Regions from separate parts of the Homo sapiens genome. Here region 2 is linked to region 1. Evidence: read pairs that join two places in POLR2A ChIA-PET (ENCODE). Cell type or tissue: CD4-positive, alpha-beta T cell. All regions are shown on one strand. Each heading gives the region's core, and the rest is flanking DNA. Links, peaks and the distances in the headings are about the cores only. Region 1 has its middle 13 kb from the start of GIMAP7. Region 2 has its middle 14 kb from the start of GIMAP6.

Region 1 (5,393 bases), core at 220-5,219:
ACCCTCCCAAGACTAAACCAGGAAGAAGTTGAATCTCTGAATAGGCCAATAATAGGCTCTGAAATTGAGGAAATAATTAAGAGCCTACCAACCAAAAAATGTCCAGGACCAGATGGATTCCCAGCCAAATTCTACCAGAGGTAGAAAGAGGAGCTGGTACCATTCCTTCTGAAACTATTCCAATCAATAGAAATGGAGGAAATCCTCCCTAACTCATTTTATGAGGCCAGCATCATCCTGATACCAAAGCCTGGCAGAAACACAACAAAAAAAGAAAATTTTAGACCAATATCCCTGATGAACGTCGAGGCAAAAATCCTCAATAAAATACTGGCAAAATGAATCCAGCAGCACATGAAAAAGCTTATCCACCAAGATCAAGTCTGCTTCATCCCTGGGATGCAAGGCTGGTTCAACATACGCAAATCAATACATGTAATCCATCACATAAACAGAACCAAGGTAAAAAAACCACGATTATCTCAATAGATGCAGAAAAGGACTTTGACAAAATTCAACAGCCTTCATGCTAAAAGCTCTCAATAAACTAGGTATTGATGGAACATATCTCAAAATAATAAGAGCTATTTATATCAAACTCACAGCCAATATCATACTGAATGGGCAAAAACTGGAAGCATTCCCTTTGAAAATCAGCACAAGACAGGGATGCCCTCTCTCACCACTCCTATTCAACATAGTGTTGGAAGTTCTGGCCAGGGCAGTGAGGCAAGAGAAAGAAATAAAGGGTATTCAGTTAGGAGAAGAGGAAGTCAAAGTGTCCCTGTTTGCAGATGACATGATTGTATACTTAGAAAACCCCATCGTCTCAGCCCAAAATCTCCTCAAGCTGATAAGCAACTTCAGTGAAGTCTCAGGATACAAAATCAATGTGCAAAAATCGCAAGCATTCCTATACCCCAATAACAGACAGAAAGCCAAATCATGAGTGAACTCCCATTCACAATTGCTTCAAAGAGAATAAAATACCTGGGAATCCAACTTACAATGGATGTGAAGCACCCCTTCAAGGAGAACTACAAACCACTGCTCAATGAAATAAAAGAAGACACAAACAAATGGAAGAACATTCCATGCTTATGTGTAGGAAGAATTCATATCGTGAAAATGGCCATACTGCCCAAGGTAATTTATAGATTCAATGCCATCCCCATCAAGCTAGCAATGACTTTCTTCACAGAATTGAAAAAAACTATTTTAAAGTCCATATGGAACCAACAAAGAGCCTGCCTTGCCAAGACAATCCTAAGCCAAAAGAACAAAGCTGGAGACATCACGCTACCTGACTTCAAACTATACTACAAAGCTTCAGTAACTGAAACAGCATGGTAGTGGTACCAAAACAGAGTTATAGACCAATGGAACAGAACAGAGCCCTCGGAAATAACACCACACATCTACAACTATCTGATCTTTGACAAACCTGGCAAAAAGAAGAAATGGGGAAAGGATTCCCTATTTAATAAATGGTGCTGGGAAAACTGGCAAGACATATGTAGAAAGCTGAAACTGGATCCCTTCCTTATACCTTATACAAAAATTAATTCAAAATGGATTAAAGACTTAAATGTTAGATCTAAAACCATAAAAACCCTAGAAGAAAACCTAGGCAATACCATTCAGGACATAGGCATGGGCAAGGACTTCATGACTAAAACACCAAAAACAATGGCAACAAAAGCCAAAATTGACAAATGGGATCTAATTAAACTAAAGAACTTCTGCACAGCAAAAGAAACTACCATCAGAGTGAACAGGCAACCTATAGAATGGGAGAAAATTTTTGCAATCTACCCATCTGACAAAGGGCTAATATCCAGAATCTACAAAGAACTGAAACAAACTTACAAGAAAAAAATCAAACAGCCCCATACAAAAGTGGGCAAAGATATGAACAGACACTTCTCAAAAGAAGACATCTATGCAGCCAACAGACACATGAAAACAATGCTCATCATCACCGGTCATCAGAGAAATGAAAATCAAAACCACAATGAGATACCATCTCACACCATTTAGAATGGTGATCATTAAAATATGAGGAAACAACAGGTGTTGGAGAGGATGTGGAGAAATAGGAATGCTTTTACCCTGTTGGTGGGAGTATAAATTTGTTCAACCATTGTGGAAGACAGTGTGGTGATTCCTCAAGGATCTAGAACAAGAAATACCATTTGACCCAGCCATCCCATTACTGGGTATATACCCAAAGGATTATAAATCATGCTACTACAAAGACACATGCACATGTATGTTTATTGTGGCACTATTCACAATAGTAAATACTTGGAACCAACCCAAGTGTCCATCAATGATAGACTGGATTAAGAAAATGTGGCACATATATACCACAGAATACTATGCAGCCATAAAAAAGGATGAGTTCATGTCCTTTGTAGGGACATGGATGAAGCTGGAAACCATCATTCTGAGGAAACTATTTCAAGGACAGAAAACCAAATGCCACATGTTCTCACTCATAGGTGGAAATTGAATAATGAGAACACTTGGATACAGGGCGGTGAACATCACACACTGGGGCCTGTCGTGCAGTGGGGGATATGGGAGGGATAGCTTTAGGAGAAATACATAATGTAAATGACGAGTTGTTGGGTGCAGCATACCAACATGGCACATGTATACATACGTAACAAACCTGCACGTTGTGGGCATGTACCCTAGAACTTAAAGTATATTTAAAAAATAAGAATATATAACAATAAAAAAAGAGAACTGCTGATGCCTCTTTATATTTCCAGATAGTCATTTATAATATTTCACAGCTTAGAAATGTGTCATTTAAATACTATTTTCAAATTATCTTTCTTCATAACAAACAATTAAAAAACATTGAGCCTGCTCCACTGTTTATTAGCTATGTAAGTTTTCAGAACTTCATTGTTAGGACTTAGAAAAGTAGCAACACACATAAGCACCTGTTCCAATTGACAGCAATTTTTATTTTGTTTAGCTCACATCAGAGTCCAAAATGATAATGATTGCACCTCTGAGTAAGGCACTGGTGTGGGTTTGGAGACTCAGAGGAAAACTCTTCTGCCTCATCTCTGGGCCAGCACCAACTGGAAGAGGGACCAAAGGAGGAGACAGAGCACAGTTGAAAGCAATCTCCATGGTGATATTTCTTCTTGGCCCTGTCTGTCTCTTTCAAATTTCTTCTGAATACTTTAGCAGATGCAAAGATGGAGACATGGGCCTTGTAGCATAACCTTTCTAGCCTGTGATATGACCACAGCTTTAAGTGATGGGTAAAACAGAATGGGGAGGAGGTAAGGCAGGAAATGGCTGTGGCTGAGGCAGGATGCATTTGTTTCTTAAATGAATGAGTGAATTTACAATAAATCAACTTATAGCTCATTTCTTGAGGATGTAAGTGATTATGGGAAACAGAAAAAGAAAGGGAGTTAAATTGAAAACAAAATGAGGAAATTAAGATAATAGTGGAAATTGCACAAACCTAATTATAAATTCTAGAGAGAGGGTAAGATACTGAATGCTATCTGGTGGCTATGGCAACCTCTTAATTATTTTCCCAATTTCTGTTCTGCTAAGCATCTTTTGCTTCCACCATTAGTATTATGGAATGGTGAAGAATTCAGGAGCGTATAAGCAAATCCTGGGTTTTAGAGGGGTGGGGCTATAAAGACTGTGTAGGCAAGTATGGAAGGAATCTAGGATGTGGTGAGAGTAGCAGAAACCTATGGAAGACAAATACCTGCTTCCTTGCTTCATGCTTCCTTGGCTGTTCTGTGCCAAGTAACAAATAAAGCTGGTATCTGTAACTGTCTGCACATTACTCATATGACCACAGGGACTCGATAGCACTGGGAGAAGAGGGCTTGTGCTAATATTGCTCCCTCGTGTCGGACTCTTCAAGAGAAGTCCCAGGACTGTTCTGTCCCTTGTGGTCTCCCTTTGAGGATTATTGTTCTCTGCACCACTTTGTAGGTTTATAACTATATTCTGACCAACATACCACCTTATAGGTTTGTAACTACGTTCTGACCAACATCCGAGAAGTACTGTGGGTAGGTGGGCCAGGGCTCATGATTTGAGAGAGTCTGGGAATTTGTACTAATTTGGTAAGGCCTAAAGATACTGGGGCTTAGTAACATTATGTTTTCCCTTCAAAGCCGTAGATATTACTAGTGGCAGAATCAGACGCACACACTTTTCCGCTGACACTGCATTTTGTATAGTAATGGGAGACATCCAGTACTGATATGCTAACATGAGAATCTACTACTGAAGGTCATGGAACAAAACAGGTGTCATGGGGCTGACAGAAAGATACTGTTTACTCTTAAACAACTCAGATAAAGTTAGTAATCTTGTGCTGACAGTGTGCCCCAGGGAGAAGGCCCCTGTATATTCAATTGCATTAAAGCTTGTTTTGTTTTACTTTAAGGGATAAAACCCTCCTCTTTAGTGATAAAACAGTTGTTTTGATATAAATTGGGAATTCTGTAAGAGTAGGCAATTGGCTCCTGCTGGTGAGACTGGGACATGCTTTTAGGCAGAGGTGGCCTTATAACCTGCTCAGCTCTTCCTGTTTCAATTGTCTGCCTGCTCCTCATAGGATTCAAAGGTCTGTTTGCACACCTTAATTTCCTATGTCTGTCTTTAAAGGTAACACTTTTTTTGGTCTTGGTGTATATAAATTGATGACAAAAGTTAAATACTTCTGCAAAAGGATCTGAGTTTGGAAAGGGTAAAGTAAAAGGGAGTGGGTTGAAGGCACCTGCAGAGTCAGAGAGACCTGGCAAATGAAAAGTCCCCGAGGAACAGTCTCAGGTAGTGTCTAAAATGACCTTCGGAGAAAGCCACAGCTGCTTCTCTCATCAGTGAGACTTTCATGTTCCATCTGGGCCAGATGTGTGGGATGAGGAATGAGGAAGGATGTACAGGTGCACTTCACTTTATTGTACCTCATTTCATTGCACTTTGTGGATGATGCGCTTTTTACAAATTGAAGATTTGTGGCAACCCTGCATCAAACAAGTCTGTTGGTGCCATTTTCCCAACAGCAAGTGTTCACTTTTTTGTGTCTGTGTCACTTTTTGACAATTCTCACAGTATTTCAAACGTTTTCACTATTATCTGTCCTGATGATTTGGGATCAGTGATCTATGATGTCCCTATTGTAATTGTTTTGGGGTGCCACAATCTGCGCCTTACAAGATGATGAACTAGTTGATCATTGTGTGTTCTGACTGCTCCACCATGCAGCTGTTCCCTTGTCTCTCACCCTTGCCTCAGGCTTCCCTATTCCCTGACACAACAATATTGAAATCAAGTCAGTTAATAACATTACAGTGGCCTCTAAGTGTTCAAATGCAAGGCAGAGTTGCACA
Region 2 (5,393 bases), core at 265-5,264, 120 kb after region 1:
CAAGAGAGGTTTTAGACCCCGGACCCTGGACAGGTTCCAAGACTCTTTTACATTGTGTCAGACATGTAAGCCCTGCCTCAGCTTCTCCCAACACTCAGCTTTTCCCAACACCATGGAGGGTGAGCGTCACCTCACCTAGGACGTCCAAGCAGCCAGGGGCCTCCCTCCCACAGCCAAGGGAAGTTGTGAGGGACTGTGCTATTTGGCCCAGATAGAACTACACATTTCCCATGGTTTTTGCAATCCACAGACCAGGAGATTCCCTCGTGTGCCTACACCACCAGGGCCCTGGGTTTCCAGCACAAAACTGGGTGACTATTTGGGCAGACACAGAGCTAGCTGCAGGAGTGTTTTTTCACACCCCAGTGGCACCTGGAACCCCAGTGAGACAGAATGGTTCACTCCCCTTTAGAGAGGGCTGAAGCCAGGGAGCCAAGTGGTCTCGCTCAGCAGGTCCCAATCCCTTGGAGAACAGCAGGCTAAAAGCCACTGGCTTGAAATTCTCACTGCCAGCCCAGCAATCTGAAGTTGACCTGGGATGATGGAACTTGCTGGGGGGAGGGGCGTCCGCCATTACTGAGGCTTGAGTAGGCAGTTTTCCTCTGACAGTGAAAATACAGTCATGTATCCCTTAACAGGGATACCTTCTGAGAAATGCATTATTAAGTGGTTTCATTGTTGTGTGAAATCATAAAGCATACATACACAAATGTACATGGTACTGCCTACTACACACCGAGGCTACATAGCCTACTGTTGGGTATAGCCTATTGCTCCTAGGCCACAAATCTGTACAGAATGTTGCTGTACTGAATACTGCAGACAATTGTAACACAGTGGTAAGTATTTGTATATCTAAACACACATAAACACAGAAAATGCACAGTATAAAATATGGTATAAAAGATAAAAAATTGTATACCTGTATAGGGCACTTACCATAAATGGAGCTTGAAGGACTGAAAGTTCCTCTGGATGAGTCAGTGAGTGACAGGTGAGTGAATGTGAGGGCCTAGGACATTAGTGTACCCTACTGTAGACTTTATAAACACTGTACATGTAGACTATATTAAATTTATAAAAGATATTTTCTTTTTTCAATTTATTTTATTTTGTTTTTTATTATAGTTTAAGTTCTGGGATACATGTGCAGAACGTGCAGGTTTGTTACATAGGTATACATGTGCCATGGTGCACCTATCAACCCGTCATCTATGTTTTAATAATATTCATTGTGCTATAAATTTCCCTCAACACTGCTTTAGCTGTGTCCCAGAGATTCTGGTACATTGTCTCTTTGTTCTTATTGGATTCAAAGAACTTCTTTACTTCTACCTTAATTTTGTTATTTACCCAGTAGTCATTCAGGAGCAGGTTGTTCGGTTTCCATGTTGTTGTGCAGTTTTGAGTGAGTTTCTTAATCCTGAGTTCTATTTTGATTGCACTGTGGTCTGAAAGATTGTTTGTTATGATTTCTGTTCTCTTGCATTTGCTGAGGAGTGTTTTACTTCCAACTATGTGGTCGATTTTAGAATAAGTGCTATGTGGTGCTGAGAAGAATGTATATTCTATAGATTTGGGGTGGAGAGTCCTTTAGATGTCTATTAGGCCTGCTTGTCCAGAGCTGAGTTCAAGTCCTGGATATCCTTGTTAATTTTCTGTCTCATTGATCTGTCCAACCTGTATTGGGTGCATATATATTTAGGATAATTAGCTCTTTTTGTTGCATTGATCCATCTACCATTATGTAATGCCCTTCTTTGTCTTTATTTATCTTTGTTGGTTTAAAGTCTGTTTCATCAGAGAATAGAATCGCAACCCCTGCTTTTCTTTTTTTTTTTTTTTTTTTTTTTGCTTTTCATTGGCTTGGGAAATATTCCTCCATCCCTTTATTTTGAGTCTATGTGTGTCTTTGCACTTAAGATGGGTCTCCTGAATACAGCACATTGATAGGTCTTGACTCGTTATTCAGTTTGCCAGTCTGTGTCTTTTAATTGGGGCATTTAGCCCATTTACATTTAAGATTTTAAGCCCCGCATGCTTTAGGTATTTCTTCTAATGCTATCCCTCCCCTTGCCCTGCACCCCCTTACAGGCCCCAGTGTGTGATGTTCCCCTCCCTGTGTCCATGTGTTCTCATTGCTCAACTCTCATTTATGAGTGAGAACATGCAGTGTTTGGTTTTCTGTTCTTGCATTAGTTTGCTGAAAATGATGGTTTCCAGCTTCATCCATGTCCCTGCAAAGGACATGAACTCATCCATTTTTATGGCTGCATAGTATTCCATAGTGTATATGGGCCATGTTTTCTTTATCCTGTCTATCACTGATGGGCATTTGGGTTGGTTTCAAGTCTTTGGTATTGTAAATAGTGCTGCAATAAACATACATGTGCATGTGTCTTTATAGTAGAATGATTTATAATCCTTTGGATATATACCCAGTAATGGGATTGCTGGGTCAAATGGTATTTCTGGTTCTAGATCCTTGAGGAATCACCACACTGTCTTCCACAACGGTTGAACTAATTTATACTCCCACCAACAGTGTAAAAGCATTCTTATTTCTTCACATCCTCACCAGCATCTGTTGTTTCCTGACTTTTTAATGATCACCATTCTAACTGGTGTAAGATGGTATCTCATTGTGATTTTGATTTGCATTTCTCTAATGACCAGTGATGATGAGCTTTTTTTCATATGTTTGTTGGCTGCATAAATGTCTCGTTTTGAAATGTATCTGTTCATATCCTTCACCCACTTTTTGATGGGGTTGTTTGTTTTTTTCCTGTAAATTTGTTTAAGTCTCTTGTAGATTCTGCATATTAGCCCTTTGTCAGATGGATAGATTGCAAAAATTTTCTCCCATTCTGTAGGTTGCCTGTTCACTCTGATGATAGTTTCTTTTGTTGAGTAGAAGCTCTTTAGTTTAATTAGATCCAATTTGTCAATTTTGGCTTTTGTTGCCATTGCTTTTGGTGTTTTAGTCATGAAGTCTTTGCCCATGCCTATGTCCTGAATGGTATTAATAGCCTAGGTTTTCTTCTAGTGTTTTTATGGTTTTAGGTCTTATGTTTAAGTCTAATTCATCTTGAGTTAATTTTTGTATAAGGTGTAAGGAAGGGGTCCATTTTCAATTAAATTAAACTTAGGTTACTGTAACCTTTTTATTTTCTAAACTTTTTATTTAAATTTTTAGCTCTTGTAATAACACAATTTAAAACACAAACACATTGAACAACTGCACAAAAAATTTTAAAATATTCTTATTCTATAAGCTTTTGTCTTTTTCTACTTTTCAAACTTTTTGTTAAAAACTAAGGCACAAACACACACATTAGCTTAGGCCTACACATGGTCAGGATCATGAATTTCATTGTCTTCCACCTCCATACCTTTTCCCGCTGGAAGTTCTTCAGGGGCAATGGCACACATTGAACTGCCATCGTCTGTGATAACAATGACTTATTCTGGAATAGCTCCTGAAGAACCTGCCTGAGGGGCTATTTACAATTAACTTTTTTTATAAGTAGAAGGAGTATACTCTAAAACAATGATTTAAAATATAGTAAATACATAAACCAGTAACATAGTCATTTATTATTACAATCAAGTATTATGTACTGTAAATAATTGTATGTTCTATATGACTGGCAGCTTTTCACACCAATGTCACCACAAACATGTGAATAATGTGTTGCACTATGACATTCAATAGCTACTAGGTGATAGGAATTTTTTAGTCTCATGATAACCTTATGAAGCCACTGTAGTATATGCAGCCCTTAATTGATCAAAATGACACGATGCAGTGCATGACTATACCCAATTAAATGTAGTAATTTTAATATTATTTCTAATAATATTAACCATAGGTAGAATAAAATTACATACAAATAACATACACATATGTAGACGTATATAAATATACGAACAGATGCAAATAGAGTCGTGGCATCTGTTCTAAAGGTTTAGTCATGTATCAGGCACAATAATGTAAAACTCATTAGTTGGGTTCAAACTATGTTCTTGACAGTTAAAGTTACCTGTTCAGATGGCTCAAGACTTTAATTAATATTTGTGGAAAGGGCATAAAATGTTTTCTATTTGTCTGTTTATTTCTAAAAGTTTCCTCTTTTTTTCCCTACTTGTGAATGATTTCTCTGATGCTTGCATTTAGAAGATTTAGACATCTCAAAGGCACAGAGGAAGGATGTTATGTTTTCTCCAGGAGTTTTGGGACATATTTGCCTATTATCAGAAGTCAATCTTATTGAGACTGCAGATTACATTTTACGTGAGTGACTGAGGAGACATCCAGTGTATTTCCAATTAGTCTTTCTTCTTTTTATTCTTAGGTGGATGCTTTTACCATAGCTTGGGAGTGTGTATGAGACCAAAAGTTAAATTTAGTTGTTCTACATACCCCTGACTCATTTGAAGATCTAATTTTTTAAGGAAGTTGGTATTGATGAGGTTCAGATGGAAAAGACAAGAGATCAAAGAGGTTAGTAGGTTCAGAATAGTTTTCTATTAGCACACTGCAAAGATTTCCTTAAAGGGCAATTTTCTGAGTCATTCTGTCTTTTGGAATCCTTTGTACACAAATCAAAAAATGTATCTCATTGTATTTGAGCCATTTGGGATTTCCCCGCCCCGCCCTTTTTTTCCTAATGTACTCATAGATAAAAAATTTCATCTACATTAAAACTTTCTCATTGTGGCCACTGTAACTCTAAGTTATCTTCCTGAGATGCACTCATTTCTCTAGAAATGCACAGGTTCTGGGTCCGTAATTTTTAAACCTAAAATGCATTGGAGTTACAGACAGAGGAGTCCCAGACTCCTTAGATTTTGATGAACACATAATTCTCTGTTCTAAAACTCTACTTACCAGAGGCCCTTAACTGGAACCGGTCCAGTTCCTGTTGAAAACACAGTTCAACCTTTGAAATCCAACCCAGATTTTGGTTAGACCTAGTCTGGAAGCTAGTGTACACTACACTGGACCTGGTCCAGTTCCTGTCAATCACTCAGCTCAACCCTGGATCCATTCAGAAACAAAACTTCTCGAATAAACTTAGAGAGCTCAGGATGCAAAATGCAGAGAGCTCAGGATGCAAACGCAGGATGCAAAATACAAAATCTGAGAGGGACTTACCCATAACCTCTAGATGCAGCAAGAAATTAGCACAATGGACTCAGCAAGTACCTATGCCTGGTTACTGACTGCATCTGGGGATTACAAGGGGATCCTTCAGATCTGATTTCTGACACCAAACTGGTAAAAACCAAGGCACAACAAAATTTTCAAGTTTATTTGAGTAACAAGCAATTCATGAATTGGTAAACACACAAACCAAAAGAGGTTCAGCACGCTGATGACAAAGCATCAG

What was found. Peaks named below come from ENCODE experiments on the same cell type or tissue, not always from the same donor. Only the 100,000 strongest peaks of a DNase experiment are listed, where the experiment ranks them.
Region 2: POLR2A ChIA-PET joins it to region 1 with 6 read pairs; 3 of 35 experiments call an interaction of 5 or more read pairs at or near these places.

What each region holds. Positions count from the first base shown.
Region 1 is chr7:150,499,528-150,504,920 of GRCh38, forward strand. No RefSeq gene overlaps it. Among named protein-coding and RNA genes, the nearest start is that of GIMAP7, 13 kb to the right of the region's middle. In CD4-positive, alpha-beta T cell, for the core only: no CTCF peak of the experiment used is centred there; a DNase peak (open chromatin) is centred at 3,284; H3K4me3 peaks cover 409 bases; H3K27ac peaks cover 2,433 bases.
Region 2 is chr7:150,615,627-150,621,019 of GRCh38, forward strand. No RefSeq gene overlaps it. Among named protein-coding and RNA genes, the nearest start is that of GIMAP6, 14 kb to the right of the region's middle. In CD4-positive, alpha-beta T cell, for the core only: no CTCF peak of the experiment used is centred there; no DNase peak of the experiment used is centred there; H3K27ac peaks cover 391 bases.